2 separate regions of the Homo sapiens genome follow, and region 1 is linked to region 2. A link is a loop called in an ENCODE intact Hi-C map of the cell type or tissue named here. Cell type or tissue: OCI-LY7. All regions are shown on one strand. Links, peaks and the distances in the headings refer to the core of each region. The heading gives the core; the rest is flanking DNA.

Region 1 (8,891 bases), core at 594-8,593, 170 kb before region 2:
CGTTCCTTCCACAGAGGCTAGAGATGCAGACCTGGGAGCAGAGAGCTGAGCGTCACAGGAAGCAGATGCTGCATGACGACAGGGCGCAGCTCTAACACACGCCCAAGTCAGCCCAAAGCACACAAGCTGCACCAGGAAGCTCAAGTCCGCCATCCCGTAGCACTGGTCCAGTGATTCTCCAACACACCTTTCTCCTTAGAACATTTTAGCACTGTTGCATAAGCTACAGACCTTAGAATTCAGGTATGCAAGCACTAGGAGTTATTGTTTCCAAACGAAACACAGCATTGTCAATAGGAAAACACACTCCTCTTTGGCCATGACAAAGCTTTATTTTTCCAGGCTTCCAACACATGCAGGAGAAGCCTGGGCCGTGCAAGTTACCCCTGATGGCAGGTCTGCCAGAAGCACAGAGAGGAGCCACTAGTCGGCACGCTACCTTGTCCACGCGCTTGTATCTCAGTGGCTTCACTGAGGTGGCTTCGCTGCTCCACGTGCCAGGCCGGATCCGGTACTCAGCCTCCACCCAGTCTCCCTTGCAGGGCTCGAAGCCTAAAACCGCCAGGAAAAAAGCCATGGTAGTGTTAAAGTGCACAAGTTATTCTGAGGTCATGGTGCACTGAAATCATTTCTATCATACCTGAGGATACATTTGAACATTTAAAAGGCACTTTCTACTACTGTGAGAAACATATTTTCGAATAAAAAACCCTGAAGTATTATTATTAACCACTGCAATAAAATGAGCTGAGCTGGAGCCTCTCACTCACACCTCCAGGCTCTAGAAGGTGCAGTGTGCATGCTCGTGGCAGTCCCTCCTCGTGTGGCACATCTGAGGGCAGGTGGCATCCCCCTTCCCCCGTCCTGCAGTGTTTGTGGCACCTCCCTGTCAGGGACACACACACGGTGTTCGGGAACAGAGAGACACCTGAACTCAGGTGTGAGGGAAGCACTCAGTGGTCCAGCCAGCCCCTCAGTGTGCCAGAGAGCTGTGCTGTGGTCCAAGCCATGGCCTGCCGGACGCAAGACACCGCTGGGCCTCCCGCAGCTGGTGGAAAACTGCAGGTTCAGTGACATGAAGTGGCTGAGTGGTGCTGACAGAACAGAGAGATGGTCTGCACAGGTCTGCCATGGTACAGGTAGTTAAAATCTTTTTGTTATTTTGCAATAAGCACTCTGGAAGCTCAAAAAAAAAAAAGTGTATAATTGAATACTGAGTTTGTGTCTCCAGAAAGCTGGTGATGAACACGTAACAGCACAAATAGCAGCTGACACCTACATTCGACATGTGAGCCATGGTGAAATCACTGTCTATGTGAAAACAGAGGCCAAGCGCGGTGGCTCACGCCTGTAATCCCAGCACTTTGGGAGGCCGAGGCGGGTGGATCACGAGGTCAGGAGATCGAGACCACGGTGAAACCCCGTCTCTACTAAAAATACAAAAAATTAGCTGGGAGCGGTGGTAGGCGCCTGTAGTCCCAGCTACTCGGGAGGCTGAGGCAGGAGAATGGCGTGAACCCGGGAGGTGGAGTTTGCAGTGAGCTGAGATCACGCCACTGCACTCCAGCCTGGGTGACACAGCGAGACACCGTCTCAAAAAAAAAGAAAAGAAAGAAAACAGAAGACACTAAAATATGCTAGGGCACTGACTTCAAGGTCAGGGAGTATTTTAAGAAGACCATGTCCTGGCCGGGCATGGTGGCTCACGCCTGTAATCCCAGCACTTTGGGAGGCCGAGGCGGGTGGATCATGAGGTCAGGAGATTGAGACCATCCTGGTTAACACAGTGAAACCCCGTCTCTACTAAAAATACAAAAAATTAGCCAGGCGTGGTGGCAGGCGCCTGTGGTCCCAGCTACTCGGGAGGCTGAGGCAGGAGAATGGCATGAACCCGGGAGGCAGAGCTTACAGTGAGCCGAGATTGAGCCACTGCACTCCAGCCTAGGCAACAGAGCGAGATTCCGTCTCAAAAAAAAAAAAAAAAAAAAGACCATGTCCTAAAACCACAATTTAATACGTGCAACTCTGGAGACACATTTATACAGCGTTTTGTAAACCATGCCTTCATTTATTCCACAATTAACAGAATTTTGCCAATTTTTATTCTCAATTTCCCTGGACATAAATGAAAAGTGAAGCAATAGCTATTAATGTACTAGTTCTATACGTTGTACAGTTACTTTAAAGAAAAAAAAAGTTAAATTCAATTAATTTTTTTTTCCAGCAGAATCATGGAATCATAGTAAAGATTTCTAGCACTTTGTGAGGCTGAGGTGGGAAGATCACTTGAGCCCAGGAGTTTGAGACCAGCCTGGGCAACACAGTAAGATCCCATCTCTAAAAAAAAAAAAAAAAAAAAAAAGAATTAGTTGGGGTGTGGTGGCATGAGCCTGAAGTCCCAGCTACTCACGAGGCTAAGGTGGGATGACTTAAGCCCAGGAATTCCAGGCTGCAGTGAGCTACAATTGTGCCACTGCACTCCAGCCTGGGTGACAGAGCAAGACCCCGTCTCTAAAAAACAAAAACAAGCAAACAAAAGTAAAGATTTCAGAAGACCTTTCTATTGAAGGAGAAATATTTGACATTATGGTGAATGCCATTGTAAATTAAGTTTAGAAATTCAACACTGGAGATAAAAATATATGTTTCTACAGTGATAACAGGATGTTAACGGAGTAAAGCACCACAGTACAAATCAGACCCTGCAGGTCAGGAAGCTGAGACAGCAGAAATGCACTCAGATGGCTATAGCGCACACGTGATCCTCCAGACATGCAGCCAGCTGGAAGACAAGCACGTACAAGTTCCTGAACTTCTATGACATACATACATGCACAACTCCTGTGACAAAGCTCATGACAACGAAACACACACACGGACACTGGGGGCTGGCAGCCCTCATTTTCTCTTTGCTGCTCCCCCAACCTGGATTTTACAAATGCTGGAACCTGAGGAACCGTTCTGTAAATCAACCAAAAGGTCCTGTGATGATGCTCCTTTTACTTTCTTTTTAAGTGAGATCTCTAAATTTTGGTTTTACTTTTTTCAAGTCAGCAGAAAATCTTTATTTAATACATGTAGAACCCCAAATCTTCAGCTTTTGATAACTTTTGCAAATTGTAGTTATTGAAAATAAAGCTGATGAGCAGGAACATGGAAAAACAATGGAGGAAATAATGAGGCCTCAGGAGCCCAAATGGAGTCCACAGATGAATGCTCAAATTCTAAGACTGGACTTGAGAATATGCCAAACTTTCAAAAGAATCTTTCGATGAAGCCCTTTCTTAAACTGGACAAGCTGACATTGTGTAAGGGCATGAATGGCCCTGAGACGCTGAGAAGGCCTACACATGAAAAGAATGACAGAGACAACTTACTTGATGAATGTCAGCTTGTAAAAATGTTTGAACACTTATGGGCTCTGAATTGATGCAAAAAGACAGTACCTATGAAAACATCTGGGCTGGAACAGTAATATATTTCAATAGAAAAAAATACAGAATTGTCAACATCTTACATTTTACAGATTTTGCTTTGAGTTTACTAATATTTCCTCAATTAAAAACACTGTGGCTCAAGAACAGCCTGGGCAATGCGGTGAAACCCTGTCTCTACAAGAAACACAAACATTAGCTGGGCATGGAAGTGCATGTATGTAGTCCCAGCTACTAGGGAGGCTGAGGTGGGAGGACTGCTTGAGCCCACGAGGTTGAGGCTGCAATGAGCTATGACTGAGCCACTGCATTCCAGCCTGGATGACAGAGGGAGACTCTGTCTTTAAAAAAAAAAAAAAAAAGAAGGCTCAATCAAAGGTGTTTACAATTTCAATTTCAAATTCATCAACCATAAAATGCAACTTTGAAGACGACACCACGCAATTATAGAAATAATAAGAGTAAGATCATATTGCAAAATATACATTTTTCGGAAAAATACATCTTAGATGCTAAGATATTAAAGTATGTTAATATGTACCAAGAATATAATGTCCAGATAACCAATATGACATTTTTTAATATACTCACCTTTTTTTAATAGTTTCTGAAAAATACTTCTTTAAAAGTCCACTAATATAATAAAATCACTCTGTTAACCAATACATAGATATTTCAAAAATGATCTAATTTTAATTCTGACATCCCCTTTCCTTCTCAAACGTGTACCAGTTTGGAGGCTAAACCACATGGTCATCCTGGCTGTAGCTCCGGCTGTGAGGGGCCGTGGCCTCATGGGAAGGACAGACGCCTCCAAAGGGCACCAGGCAGGGAGTGCCCCTCCCAAACTCACTCCCCTGACCCCTGTGCCAATTTCTGCTAGTGCTTTCCACAAGCACCAAGAACAAGGCTGGACAGTCCACACAGGGCAGGCTGGGGGAGAGTAGACAGAAGGCACCGGACTGTGGCCTGTTAGAAACCAAGCTGCACAGCAGGAAGTGAGCTGGGGATAACAAGCAAAGTTTCATCTATATTTGCAGCCACTCCCCATTGCTCACATTACAGCCTGAGCGCCACCTCCTATCAGATCAGCAGGGGTAGTAGATTCTCATAGGAGCTGGAACCCTATTGTGAACCGTGCATGCGAGGGATCTAGGTTGCGTGCTCCTTATGAGAATCTAATGCCTGACGATCTGTCACTGTCTCCCATCACCCCCAGATGGGACCATCTAGTTCTGGGAAAACAAGCTCAGGGCTCCCACTGATTCCATGTTATGGTGAGTTGTATAATTATTTCCTTATAAATTACAACATAATAATAATAGAAATAAAGTGCACAATAAATGTAATGCACTGAAATCATCCCAAAACTATCCTCCCTCCCTGGTCTGTGGAAAAAATTATCTTTCACAAAACTGGTCCCTGGTGCCAAAGAGTTTGGGGACTGCTGCTCTAAGTGGATGCACAAACTGGTATAACTTGAAAATAATGAAATCACCTGATGTGTGACCCAGCTGGGTGCTGCGGCCACACGGACTACAATAAGAACCTGTGAAACCTTGATCTCACCATAGACTACTCAGTGCTCAACTGGGAATGAAGAGGGCCGGGACAGAGCCACCACATGCTCGCAGCTCAGACCCCACCTTCAGGCCAGTGGATCCTACCTGGGGGCTATTCTGTCCTCAGGGGCCATTTGATGGCATCTGGACATGCTCTAGGTTGTCATAACATGGCCAGGGTAGGATGCAGCTAAACAGCCTCCAGTGCCCAAGACAAGCCCCACCACAGAGAGTGCTTCAGCCTAGATGTTGGAGCGCTGAGGATGAGAAACTGTGCTTCAGCTAAATGTCCAATTCAATTTTAGCTGCCTTCATCCAAATGGCAGAGGGTTTACCAGACATTCGTGTATAAAACAACCTGAGCCCCACCACTGATGTTAAGAATTCCCATCTCACATGTGTTGTCTACAAACCTCAGGAGCAGGCCAGGGCTGGGGGACAGTGCTGTTCAAACATGCACAAGCACGGTCTCTTCCTCCAGTCACGTGCCCCAGCACGCTGTCCACATTTGCTCCCTCCCACGCTACAACCACGTGTTCCCCTCTGCTGCCCTCGTGTGTCAGACCTCACCTAGGTAACCTCAGAGGGTTGTGTTTAGGACAGAACCTGACCCAGGCCGGCTGGCATTACCTGGACCCTCCTCCCGCCACACCTGTGACCCGCTCAGCTCTGCCCTAGCCTCAAGGCTACACGCAGGAAGGAACTCCAAACCACCCACTCTAGTCCTCTGACACGACCCTGGACAGTTGCTGCAGAGCAGAAGATGTTAATTACTTTTTCTTTTTTTTTTTGAGAAGGAGTTTTGCTCTGTCGCCCAGGCTGGAGTGCAGTGGTGTGATCTTGGCTCACCGCAACCTCTGCCTCCCAGGTTCAAGCGATTCTCCTGCCTTAGCCTCCAGAGTAGCTGGGATTACAGGCATGCACCACCACGCCCAGCTAATTTTGTATTTTTAGTAGAGACGGGGTTTCTCCATGTTGGTCAGGCTGGTCTCCAACTCCCAACCTCAGGTGATCCGCCCGCCTCAGCCTCCCAAAGTGCTGGGATGACAGGTGTGAGCCACTGTGCCAGGCCTGATGCTAATTATTTTCTTTGTTCACTTGCTTACTGTCTGTTCTCTCAAAATGCGAATTCTCTGAAGCAGTGTCTAGCACAGCAAGCACTCTAATAATTTGTTGAATTAACGTCAAGAAGGAAACAGCATCTTCTGACTCTCCCACAAGCAAATGAAAAATTTAGCATAATTCTTCCTTTTGCCACCTTTAGGTCAGAAGTTATAAATAAAGTTTTATGAGGACACAGCCGCACCTTTTGCTCATGTACAGCTATGTCTGCTTTCAGCTACGTGGTACGACCATCCTGTGGGGAGGAGCTTTGAAGGAGACGGTGCTTGACCGGTTTGCTGATCTCATTAGATACTCTGTATCAGCCTTTTTGCACATTGTATTTTCTCTTTCAAAAAAGTTCTTTTGCTGTGGTCCTTAGGTTTTGTGATTGTGTTCACAGCAATTCTGACATGTCTGAGTGTGACTCTCTCAGCCTCAAGAGGACCTGACTTTGCCTCACTTGAGGTTTTTTATACTGGGAAATCCCTTGGCCTGGGCTCCGGATCCCTGCCCATCTTTATTACTCAGGGGACACCTTCTCTTCTCTGCCCCATCAACATCTGCAACATCAAACATTTCTGGTTTTCTTCCTCTTGAGCCATTTCCTGGCGACACCCCTGAGAGGGGCTTCCTGTTAGCAGGGTTGAGGGGCCTCCATGATTATAGGCGCCTTTCCCCAGAACTGAGCGTTTCTCTGGCAGCACAGAGATTCTAAAATCCCAATAGACACCTATCAATTTCATCTTGGGGATCCCAGGGTTAACAACCAAGGTCAAGGCTGGGCACAGTGGTTCATGCCTATAATCCCAGCACTTTGGGAGGCCGAGGTGGGTGAATCACCTGAGGTCAAGAGTTCGAGACCAGCCTGACCAACATGGCGAAACCCCGTGTCTACTAAAAATACAAAAATTAGCCAGGTGTGGTGGCACACAGCTGTAGTCCCAGCTACTCAGGAAGCTGAGGCAAGAGAATTGCTTGAATCCAGGAGGTGGAGGTTACAGTGAGCCACCACTGCACTCGAGCCTGGGCAACAAGAGCGAAACTCTGTCTCAAACAAAGAAAAAAAAAACAAAACCCACAAAAGGTCAGGCGCAGTGGCTCATGCCTGTAATCCCAGCACTTTGGCAGGTGGATCACAAGGTCAGGAGATCGAGACCATCCTGGCTAACACATTGAAACCCCGTCTCTACTAAAAATACAAAAAATTAGCCAGGTGTGGTGGCGGGCACCTGTAGTCCCAGCTATTCAGGAGGCTGAGGCAGGAGAATGGCATGAACCTGGAAGGCGGAGCTTGAAGTAAGCCAAGATTGTGCTACTGTACTCCAGCCTGGGAAACAGAGGAAGATTCCGTCTCAAAACAAAAACAAAAACACACATACACATAAAAACCAAGGTGAAAAAGAGTGAGACAGCAGCTTCCTGGTGGGCAGAGCTACCCCCCAGACCTCCCACCCCCCAGCTTAAAGCAGAAAACTTCTATTCATCTTCCAACAGGCAGTGCTGTGGGCTGTGCAAATGGACTTCAGCTCAGAAGCCACTTCCCCAGGCAGCTTTTCCAATTCCTGCCCTACCACAATGTATGCACAGGTCTGTTTCTCCTGGGAAAGAAGAAACAGACCTGAGTATGGAGTCCAGCTCCGTCTTCACCACCATAGGCAGCAGGAGTAGAGTAAACCGCTGCTGAGTTCAGCTCAGTCAATGACATCGACATATTCTTTCTTTAGGTATAAAAACAAATCCTTTGATCAGCCAAAAACAAATGCAATAAAAAATGGATATATAAAGCCGGGAGTGGTGGCTCACGCCTGTAATCCCAGCACTTTGGGAGGCCAAGGCGGGCAGATCACAAGGTCAGGAGTTCAAGACCAGACTGGCCAACATGGTGAAACCCTGTCTCTACTAAAGACACAAAAAGTTAGCCTGCTGTGGTGGTGGGCACCTGTAGTCTCAGGAGGCTGAGGCAGGAGAATCGCCTGAACCCAGGAGGCGGAGGTTGCAGTAAGCTGAGATCGTGCCACTGCACTCCAGCCTGGGCGACAGGGTGAGACTCCATCTCAAAAAAAAGAAAGAAAGAAAGAAAGAAAAAGGATATATACTTTAGGAAACGTACAATGTCATCCCCAAGCCCTATTTTAAAACATCTAAAGTACTTTAAATAGTACCTCAGCATGCCAGTAACACTAACTTAGATCATAACACTATAATTATATGGAAGCAACAACTACCCAGAAATTACTGACTGCATTTAACAAATGAACACAAAACACATAAAAGCACAAGTTTAAACAGTGACCTGGCTGGGTGTGGTGGCTCATGCCTGTAATCCCAGCACTTTAGGAGGCCGAGGCAGGTGGATCACCTAAGGTCAAGAGTTCGAGACCAGCCCGGCCAACCTGATGAAACCCCATCTTTACTAAAAATACAAAAAATTAGCTGGGCATGGTGGTGCACACCTGTAATCCCAGCTACTCAGGAGGCTGAGGCAGGAGAATCAATCAAACCCAGGAAGCAGAGGTTGCAGTGAGCTGAGATCATACCACTGCACTCCAGCCTGGGCAACAGAGTGAGACTCCATCTCGAAAAACAAAAACAAAAACAAAAACAAAAAAAACAAAACAGTGACCTGGTGCCCTCTCCCATAGTCCACTCAATATCCAAGAGCCTCTGTGTGAAGCCAGCACCTGGAGAAGCTACTCTAATCCCGAAACCCTCTCAACAAACAAAGCATGCCCAAAACTGATCCCTTCAATGTTGTGTGTAGCCATCACAAATATAGACACAGGGTTGTGTT
Region 2 (8,891 bases), core at 639-8,638:
AAAAGGGGGGAGGGCGCCTAGCTTGTAAAAAGACCAGATCCCGACCCCACGAAGGGTGAAGTGTGACCTGGGTGGGGCGGGGGGCACCCCTCCAAGCCTTGGCTGCACCCGGCTCCCTGTGCCACACGCGTCCCCAGCATCAAGAGGCGCACCCCCCACCTCTCCCTAAGCCCAGCCAGGCTGCAGAGAAAACAGGAAAGCTCGGAGGCCCAGCCAGGCGCCCTGTGGGCGGGCCTGGGGGAGCTGGGGACGCAGGTTCTGGCTTCCACCCCGGGGGGGCGGGGGGTGTGCGGCGGCGGCGGTGGCGCTCGTGCATCTCATTCTGCGCCTGCTCCCGCGGGGGCTCCTTTCCTTCGGGGAGCCCCCGCCCCCGGGGCCGTGACTAAGCGGAGTCACCTGCCGCCAAGGGCTTTCCAAGAAGGTCAAGGCCAACCGCGCTCCGGCCCACGCCCCAGAGCTCGGGCCGGGCCCTCACAGCCATCGTCCTGCTCATCGTCATTGCTCCCGCAGGGGGTTCCCAGCGACGAGGAGCGCGGGGCCGGGGCGGCGGGGGAGGAGCGCGGGCGGGTCCCTATGGGGCTGGGCACGGGCTGCAGGTCCCCTCCCATGCTCAGCCCAGGCCCCACACCCTCCACCCCTGCTCCTCCCGGACCTCCACCCTCCCCTCCGTCCCTGCTCCTCCCGGACCCCCACCCTCCCCTCCGTCCCTGCTCCTCCCGGACCCCCACCCTCCCCTCCGCCCCCACCCCTGCTCACCCCAGGCCCCACACCCCGCACCCCTCCTTCTCCCAGACCCCCAGGCTCCCCTCCGCCCCTACCCCTGCTCCTCCTGGACCCCCCACACCCTCCCCTCCGCCCCAACCCCTGCTCATCCTGAACCCCCCACCCTCCCCTTTGCCCCACCCCTGCTCCTCCCACATCCCCACCCTCCCCTCCGCCTCCACTCCTGCTCCTCCCGGACCCCCACCCTCCCCTCCGTCCCCGCCCCTGCTCCTCCCGGACCCCCATCCTCCCCTCCGCCCCCACCCTGCTCCTCCCCGCGCCCCCACTCCCCGCCCCCACCCTCCGTCCCCAACACCTGCTCCTTCCCAGACCCTCATCCCCCTGCCCCAGTCTCGCTCTTCAGCGCACCCCCGGCACCTCCATTGCGTCCCCTCCCCCCACCTCCTCGTAGCGCCCCCATCTGCTCCCCGCCCCCGCCCGCCGGGGAAAGCCCAGCTGACGCTTCCGGCACCGCCCCCTTCCCGGCAGGGCCGCTCCCCGCCCTTCCCGCCCGCGGGAGCAACACCGCCCCCCGCGCCCCACCCCGCGCCCCGCCGCCCGCCCGGGTCCCCCAAGCCCGCTCTGCGCAGGGCGGGGTCCTTCCTCTGCAAAGGGCGGACCGAAGACCCGGGCGCCGGGCAGAGGCTGGAGGGGGGCCCGGGTGGGGTGAATCCCCAGTGGGTGCCCGCTCCCCACCCCCACCGCGACCACCAGCCCCCGCTCCGAGCAGGGACTCCGAGGCTTGCGGGTGACCCTCGAGTGGTGGCCGCCCTGTGGCCCAGAGAGCCCCGTCGCAGGCAGGTGGGTGAGCGCAGAAAGACGCTGGCCCTGGACTGCCGTTTGAGGGGTGAGGGGCCAGATACCCCTCCCTGGCTCTGGGGGGATCCTCCCAAAGGCCAGACCGGGGTAGGGGGGAGAGCGGACCCTGCTCAACGGCTGGGAACGGTCTCTCCAGAAGGATCCCCCGGGAGTGGGTGGAGGGGGTCTCTGGAGAGGTGGGTGCCCTGCAGCCTCCTCAGGCCAGGCCACTCCCGGCCCCTCACTGGTGCAGAGCAGCCGGCTTGGGGTTTGGGAAGACCGCAGCCCCAGGGAGGCGGGGAGGGGCGCTGGGCCTGGAGGGGGAGTGTGTGGCCTGAGAGCCGGTGGCCCCCACCAGCCACATTACAGTAAGCCTTTCTGGGCCCCAGCACCGCCCCCCACTCCCCTGCAGGACCTGGGCCCTTCTGCCCCCCGACCCCCAGGGCCCACCTGGCACAGGCTCAGTCCACACCCGCGTGCTGGTCACGGGCATATGAGGAGGAGGGCAGGGCCACTGGGCCAGGGCCCTCCACCCTGAGTCACCCCACTGACGACCACCCTTCCCAGGTGGCAGGCAGAGTCCCCACCCCAGGCCTGCGGGGTCTGGGAGTCTGAAAAGGGACAGAGCCGGACCGGGGGGCTGAGGGAGCAGCAGGGGCAGGCTGAGGAGAGCACCCCACTGAAGGCCACACCCTTTGAGTCATCCTGTGGTGGCCAAAGGCCCAGCCCCCTCCTCACAGCTCAGCACGCTGAAGAAGTCTCAGGGTGCCTCACCTCACCCAGCCCCCAGGTCAGCTGAGGACATGGCTGAGGCGCCAAGACCGCCTGCCACTCTGGAGCCAGCCACAGACAGGCAGCGCCAGGGAGGTGTACAGGCAAAGGCACTCTGTCCAGCGGGCACCACTGGCGGTGGACGCGACGGGAAGGGGCCTGCACTCTTGGGGTGGGTGAGCCTGGGGTGAGAGTCCAGGGGGCACAACCTTGAGAACAGTGTCCTCGGGGGGCTGCTGGTGCCCGCCCCTGAAGCTCTGGAAAAACAACAGAAGGCTGCATGGAGAGGCCAGGAGAACACGCACAGACTCAGTGACCAGAGGGGCCACCAATAGGTGACCCCATCCCCGGGGGTCTGCTGTGCCCCGGCCTCGGTGCTGGCTGGGAAGAAACAGGATGTCTCCAAACCGTGCCTCCTCCGTGGGAGAGGCCGGCCCCCTGCCCCGGCTCCCCAGGACCTGCCCGAGACCCTCCTGGGATTACCCAGGACCTGCCCGAGACCCTCCTGGGATTAAGTTGCAGTGTATCCTGGTGGGGATGTGCTGGCCCAGTGACAAAGGGGCCACAGCCTGAAGGAGCCCGGGACCCGAAGCCGTGCCCAGCCAGATAAGCTGCATGTGGTGGACGGCGGAGAGCTGACGGGTTGTGGGCCCTTTTCTGAGGACTAGGACCCCAGGAGGCGGTGTCCTCTGCTGCTCTGTTTCACGGCCCAGAGGCTCCTGGAGTGTGGGACACACGTGAGGAGGGGTGAATGTCAGAACAGCCACCGCAGACAGGGGCTGAAAGTCATGTGGCACCACAGATCCCAGCTGTCCTCTGGAACTGAGAGCAGGGGACGGTCACAGCACTGGACTGGCTGACAGGGACGGGGGTGATGGCCAGGCAGCAGCATTTGACCATCAGTGGCTGTGAAGGCAGCTCTCTAATGAGTTGCAGGGCTGGAGCGGGCCCAGGGTCAGAGCTGCGTGGGGTTGTGGAGGTGGCTGATAGAACAGCATGTTCCTGGGAGAGGGACAGGCAGCCCACAAGAGACTGCTCAGCTTGTTGGAGCAAAATATATTAGGGTTGTGTGATGCGGAGGTCAAGGGTACTCGCTCCAATAAAAAGTCAGGGCCGGTCGTGGTGGCTCAAGCCTGTAATCCCAGCACTCTGCGAGGCCAAGGCAGGTGGATCACTTTGAGGTCGGGAGTTCAAGAGCAGCCTGCTCAACATAGTGAAACCCCATCTCTACTAAAAATACAACAGTTAGCTGGGCGTGGTGGCAGGTGCCTGTAATCTCAGCTACTCGGGAGGCTGAGGCAGGAGAATTGCTTAAACCTGGGAGACAGAGGTTGCAGTGACCTGAGATCACACCACCGCACTCTAGCCTGGGCAACACAGAGAGACTCTTTCTTGAAAATAGATAAATAAGGCCGGGCGTGGTGGCTCACGCCTGTAATCCCAGCACTTTAGGAAGCCGAGGTGGGCGGATCACGAGGTCAGGAGTTCAAGACCAGCCTGACCAATGTGGTGAAACCCCCATCTCTACTAAAAATACAAAAATTAGCCGGGCGTGGTGGTGCATGCCTGTAATCCCAGCTACTCGGGAGGCTGAGGCAGGAGAATCACTTGAATCCGGGAGGCAGAGGCTGCAGTGAGCCGAGATCGCGCCACTGCACTGTCAGCCTGGGCTACAGAGTGAGATTCTGTCTCAAAAATACATAAATAGGGCCGGGTGCTGTGTCTCACACCTGTAATCCCAGCACTTTGGGAGGCCGAGGCGGGTGGATCACGAGGTCAGGAGATCGAGACCATCCTGGCTAACACGGCGAGACCCCCGTCTCTACTAAAAATGCAAAAAATTAGCCGGGCGTGGTGGCAGGCGCCTGTAGTCCCAGCTACTCGGGAGGCTGAGGCAGGAGAGTAGTGTGAACCCGGGAGGTGGAGCTTGCAGTGAGCCGAGATCGCGCCACTGCACTCCAGCCTGGGTGACAGAGCCAGACTCCATCTCAAATAAATAAAAATAAATAAATAAATAAATAAATAAAAAGTCATGACGCTGCCCAGTTTCTAGACCTGAGTGGGTTTCTGACCCAGAGAAATCTCACTAAAGTGAAGGCTGAGTCCCTAAGAGGAAGATGTGCAACGCCAAGGCAAATCCACACCATGATGATTCTGGCCCCCTGCCCCCGCCCCCGCCCGCCACCACCACCAGACGGCCTGTGGCCGCCGACCTCGGTAACCAGACACAGTGCAACGGAAATACGCACACATCTTCAGAAGTGCTGGACACAGGGTTTGAGTGATGCTGGCATCTGAAGGCCTGAAGCATCCTCATGGCTCCCGTTAGAGCGAGGGGCTGACAGGAGCCAGGGAAGCAGTGGAATTCGGGCCAGGTCTGATCCACCAGCCTCGAGTCTGCACATTCATCCAGTGGGTCATTTCCCCAGTCACAGGACGGATGGAGCTGACATTCTTGATGGTAGACACCATTTCCTTGGCCATCATAATGGGTAAGTCCAGTGCAAATCTGTGACCATCCCCACCCAAAATAGTAAATCAAAACTGGGGGAAACTAGGGACACATCTAAAGATCTAAAAGAATGCAAGGATCTCCTTTTTTTTTTTTTTTTGAGACGGAGTCTCGCTCTGTCACCCAGACTGGAGTGCAGCAGAGCGATCTCGGCTCACTGCAGCCTCCGCCTCTCGAGTCCCAGTGGTTCTCTTGCCTCAGCCTCCTGAGTTGATGGGATTACAGGTGCCTGCCGCCGTGCCTGGCTAATTTTTGTATTTTTAGTAGAGATGGGGTTTTGCCATGTTCCTGGTCTGGAACTCCTGACCTCAGGTGATCCACCTACCTTGGCCTCCCAAAGTGCTAGGAATACAGTGGCGTGAGCCACCATGCCCGGCCAAGGATCTCCTTTTATTCCACCAATCTGACCACTGCAAAAGGCAGGTGGGTGGGTCCTGGAGGAGAGTGGACTGTTGCAAAAACAACCCAGCTAGATGTGGCGCCTTTGCTAGAGAAGGCTCCCCAGCCCCAGGTGTGCAGTGAGGCCACTGCTGGGTGTGCATTCTTCTCCATCTCCTGTCTGGCAGGAAGATCAGTCACACTGCCTTGGAACTCAAAACAGGAAACACTCAGTTCCTCCCCAGGGCTATGGTAACGTTCCTGCCCTCTCTCACAATAATCCAGAGACTGGCACCAGCTGAATGAATGTCCCCAGGATGTCACACTGGCCCCCTCTATCGATGGTGCTGTGCTAATGAGACCAGATGACCAAGACATGGTGAGCACACTGGGCCCTCCTGAGCGAGAAAATCCCCTCCAAAGCAGAGGACAGATAAGTGGCTGCCTCTTGCAGCCCCCGCCAGGACACACGGCACCTGGAAGGCTTCTGGGAGCTGGAACAGTATGTTCCACATTTGGGGACTCTGTTCCAACCCAATACTGGGGGACACAAAAGGACAGCTCTGAACAGGCACAGAGCAGGACCAGCTCCACCGCCGTCCAAGCCCAACTCCGGTGTCCCGGCTGCTACTTACGATCTGACTCTGCAGACCAAAGGCACGGGTGGTAAAGGAGGGGTTAAGGTCAAGTGCCTGTGGAAGACCCTCCCCAAACACAGTGCAGAGGAGGCCCATGCCATCCTCAGTGTGTGCCTGCGTCGAGGACTCCTGCTGTGGTTCTGGGCCCCTGTGGAGATGCACAGCCTGGCCATGGGATGCCCCATGGCTGTGTCTCTGCCTTGCCCGCTGGCACTGGCTATTAGACCGGCCCTGTCATGAGGTTGAGCAGGCAACGGTCATCTTCAGGGGGATGTGGTACATCCAGGACAGCAGGACGCAGCACGCATAGGTGGTCCCGGCCTGCGCGGACCCCACCCCATGATTCGTGTTCCCAGAGCAGACCCACGTTCACACCATGGCCGCCTCCCTGTCTAACATGCCTTGGCTGAGGTCCAGGCCCCTGTCCAGGGACTGCTGTGAGCATCTGTCTGCCTTGGTGGCAGCGGGAGCTGGCTTGTCCTCTGGTGGGGGCCATCCTCTGTGGCAGGGTGTCCTGTGCCCTGGCAGAAGCACTCCTCACCAGGTCGTGACAACCCACAGCACCTCCAGAGGCGGTCCCCTGTCCCCTGGAGGACACAACAGCTGCCTGTTGAGAACCGCTGGCTCACAGAACGTCTCATCCTGCGGATCCCGCCCACTGTCTGTTGCATTCGACCAAGGGACGCGTTTACAGCAAAGCCAGGGGTGGGCTTGACCAGGGGGCACTTCTAGAAGCTTCTAGCCTGACAAGGAGTGCCCTGTGGGGATGGAAGCCATCTCCAGGACCTGCGTATGTGCCAAAGCAAGATGCCGGGGTCTGGGAACCAAAGTGGAGGCCCTCTCGGCCCTGCAGACCCCAGTCCTGGCTCCCAGAGGGTGGGACTCCCCCAGGGCTATGGCAGGGTCTCTGCCTGGGCCCAGAAGGACAGCGGAGGTCCACAGTTCACCCCAACCTCCCCCTTCCAAGTTCCCCTTTTAGAAAGACGCCCCGGCAGCGCCGAGGTGTGACGGGGCAGGTGCAGCGGGCAGGGGCCGGCCGAGTCCCGGGAGCCGGGCCGAGCAGGGCGGTCCCACAGCGCCACCTGCTGGCCGCGCGCGTCCCGGTCCCCGACCCAGGCCGGGCGGCTCCGAGGGGCGGTACCTCGCGCGGCCTCGCGGTCCACCTGCTGGGCCCGGGCAGGGGTCGCGATCCGAGGCAGGGTCCGCTGTGTCCGGCGGGAGCGGGCGGGGCGCGGGCGGCGCCGCGTGGGGAGGGGCGGATCAGAGCCCCCCCAGGAGGCGGCGCTCCCGGTCCCGGCCCCAGCCCCAGCCCCAGCCCCAGCCCCGCAGGCGCCCCTCGAGCACCCGGGCAGGTGGACCCCAGCCCCGCGGTTCCAAGGACCCTGCCTGCGCCCTCGCCTCGGCCCTGCCGCAGGGTCTTGCGGGGTCGTCCCCCATTCCTGCTCAACCGCCCCCCCCAGTCCCCGTCCCCCGTGTCCCGCGGGCACCTCTCCTGGCCTGGCCCCGACCCCCCTCCGAGGACTCCCTAGCGTTCACTGGCGACAAAGTGGATATGCGCGCCCGGGGTCCTGCTCCCAACGTCCGGAACCGCGGCCCCTGTCCTGTACACCTCCCGTCCTCGACTCCCCGGGCCCAGGAGGGTCGCCGTCTCCAGCGTGGACGTGCGGGTCAGTAGTGCCAGGACGGTGCACAGCCTGGGAAGGGGGGGCCAGGGCAGGAGCAGGACAGAGGTCCCGGCTGGAAGATGGGGCGGGGGTCCCAGACCTGGCCGCGGTCCCACCTGATCAACGGCGGCTCCGCAGGTCTGAGCCGGGCAGGGACGCGCGGGACATGGGAGGCGCCTGTACCGCCGCTGTCCATGCACGTGAGGGTGCACAAGGTGGCCCTGGGCCAGCCCCTGCCTGGCTCCTCTTCTCCCCTGGGGCGTCCTCTTCCCTGGCTACGCCCTCTCTTCCTCCCCCAGGTACCCCCCAGGGACAAGGCCTGCCTTCTGGGCTTCCCGCTGGGGTCGCCTAGTTCCCACCCACCCGTGGGTGGCTCCACCCTCCCACGGGAGACTCAGGTGCTCGGCCCCCCAGGGACTCAGCTGGTGTTTCCCTACTTCTTTCCACGGCCATCCCTGTGGACTCTCCACCATGCTCTGATCCCACTTTCTGAGCCCCCCAAGGGCCCACCCAGCCCCCGCCCCTCTGGCCTCTGCCCTTGGTCTGCACCGTCAGGACCTCATCTCTAGGTGGTCCCATCAGCACATGAAGCGGAAACTGCCTGAGAGGGCTGAAGTGGACAAGAGCAGCCCCCACCTCGCCTAAGCTGAGCTGTGCCCCCTCTAGGGATTTGGGGCACCCTGGCCTAGGGTTAGAGGGAGAAAGGGAGAGGCCGTGAGGCTGCTGAGTGCAACTGACTCAGGAAGAGCCAGAGGCGAGATGCAGGGCCAGGCACCACTCAGCCTGCCCAAGTGGGCTGTGGCTGCCTCTGCGGGCCGGGGACCCACGGGGCAGAGTCCTACCACAGGGGCTCTTCCAATACCCAGGTAAGCGTGACCACCTGGGGCCCAGTGAGCATAGGTGCACTGAGATGGGGTTCGTGGGTACAGAACAGTGTGGACATGGAGGTCAGTAGTGCCAGGATGGTGCACGGCCTGGGAAGGGGGGGCCAGGGCAGGAGCAGGACAGCCACCTACCACTGGCGGCATCGGCGGGGTGGCGCGGGGAGGCGACAGGAGGGGCGGCGTGACTGAGGAGTGGGTGGTGGGGACCAGGCCAAGTGGGACTTGGGGGCTATGAGGAGCCCAGGGAGGAGGCCATGGCCCCCCGGAACGGAGCTCCCAGAGCCTGCAGCCTCTCACCCGCAGCCAGCTTTCTTCTTGCAGTGTCTTCATTCCCAGATGAGGAACGGGCAGGCCCTGCGGTTTGTGAGTGGCTGTTTCCTCCAGCGAAGCCCCCAAAGATGCTTTTCCCCTGCCTGAGGGTCCCTGCTTGTACATCCTTTGAATCACTGAAGAGGGCCCATAGGTTGGACCCCTGAAACCCACC

What was found. Peaks named below come from ENCODE experiments on the same cell type or tissue, not always from the same donor. Only the 100,000 strongest peaks of a DNase experiment are listed, where the experiment ranks them.
Region 1: it touches region 2 in a loop (3-fold over the local background); 4 of 110 quality-filtered maps call a loop at or near these places.

The regions. Positions count from the first base shown.
Region 1 is chr22:50,099,797-50,108,687 of GRCh38, reverse strand. MOV10L1 (Mov10 like RNA helicase 1) reads right to left here. Exons shown (of 27, transcript NM_018995.3): 4 at 440-552; 5 at 1-31. Among named protein-coding and RNA genes, the nearest start is that of MOV10L1, 14 kb to the right of the region's middle. RefSeq lists an enhancer at 2,756-2,865. In OCI-LY7, for the core only: CTCF peaks have their summits at 5,359 and 5,560; DNase peaks (open chromatin) are centred at 2,747, 5,537, 6,357, 6,667 and 2 weaker places; H3K4me3 peaks cover 1,955 bases; H3K27ac peaks cover 5,395 bases.
Region 2 is chr22:49,927,756-49,936,646 of GRCh38, reverse strand. No RefSeq gene overlaps it. Among named protein-coding and RNA genes, the nearest start is that of CRELD2, 14 kb to the right of the region's middle. RefSeq lists silencers at 156-695, 472-766, 1,255-1,644, 1,755-1,974, 6,818-7,077 and enhancers at 1-744, 6,032-6,081. In OCI-LY7, for the core only: CTCF peaks have their summits at 5,553, 6,719 and 6,926 (motif pointing left); DNase peaks (open chromatin) are centred at 916, 1,206, 5,446, 6,866 and 3 weaker places; H3K4me3 peaks cover 3,712 bases; H3K27ac peaks cover 5,937 bases.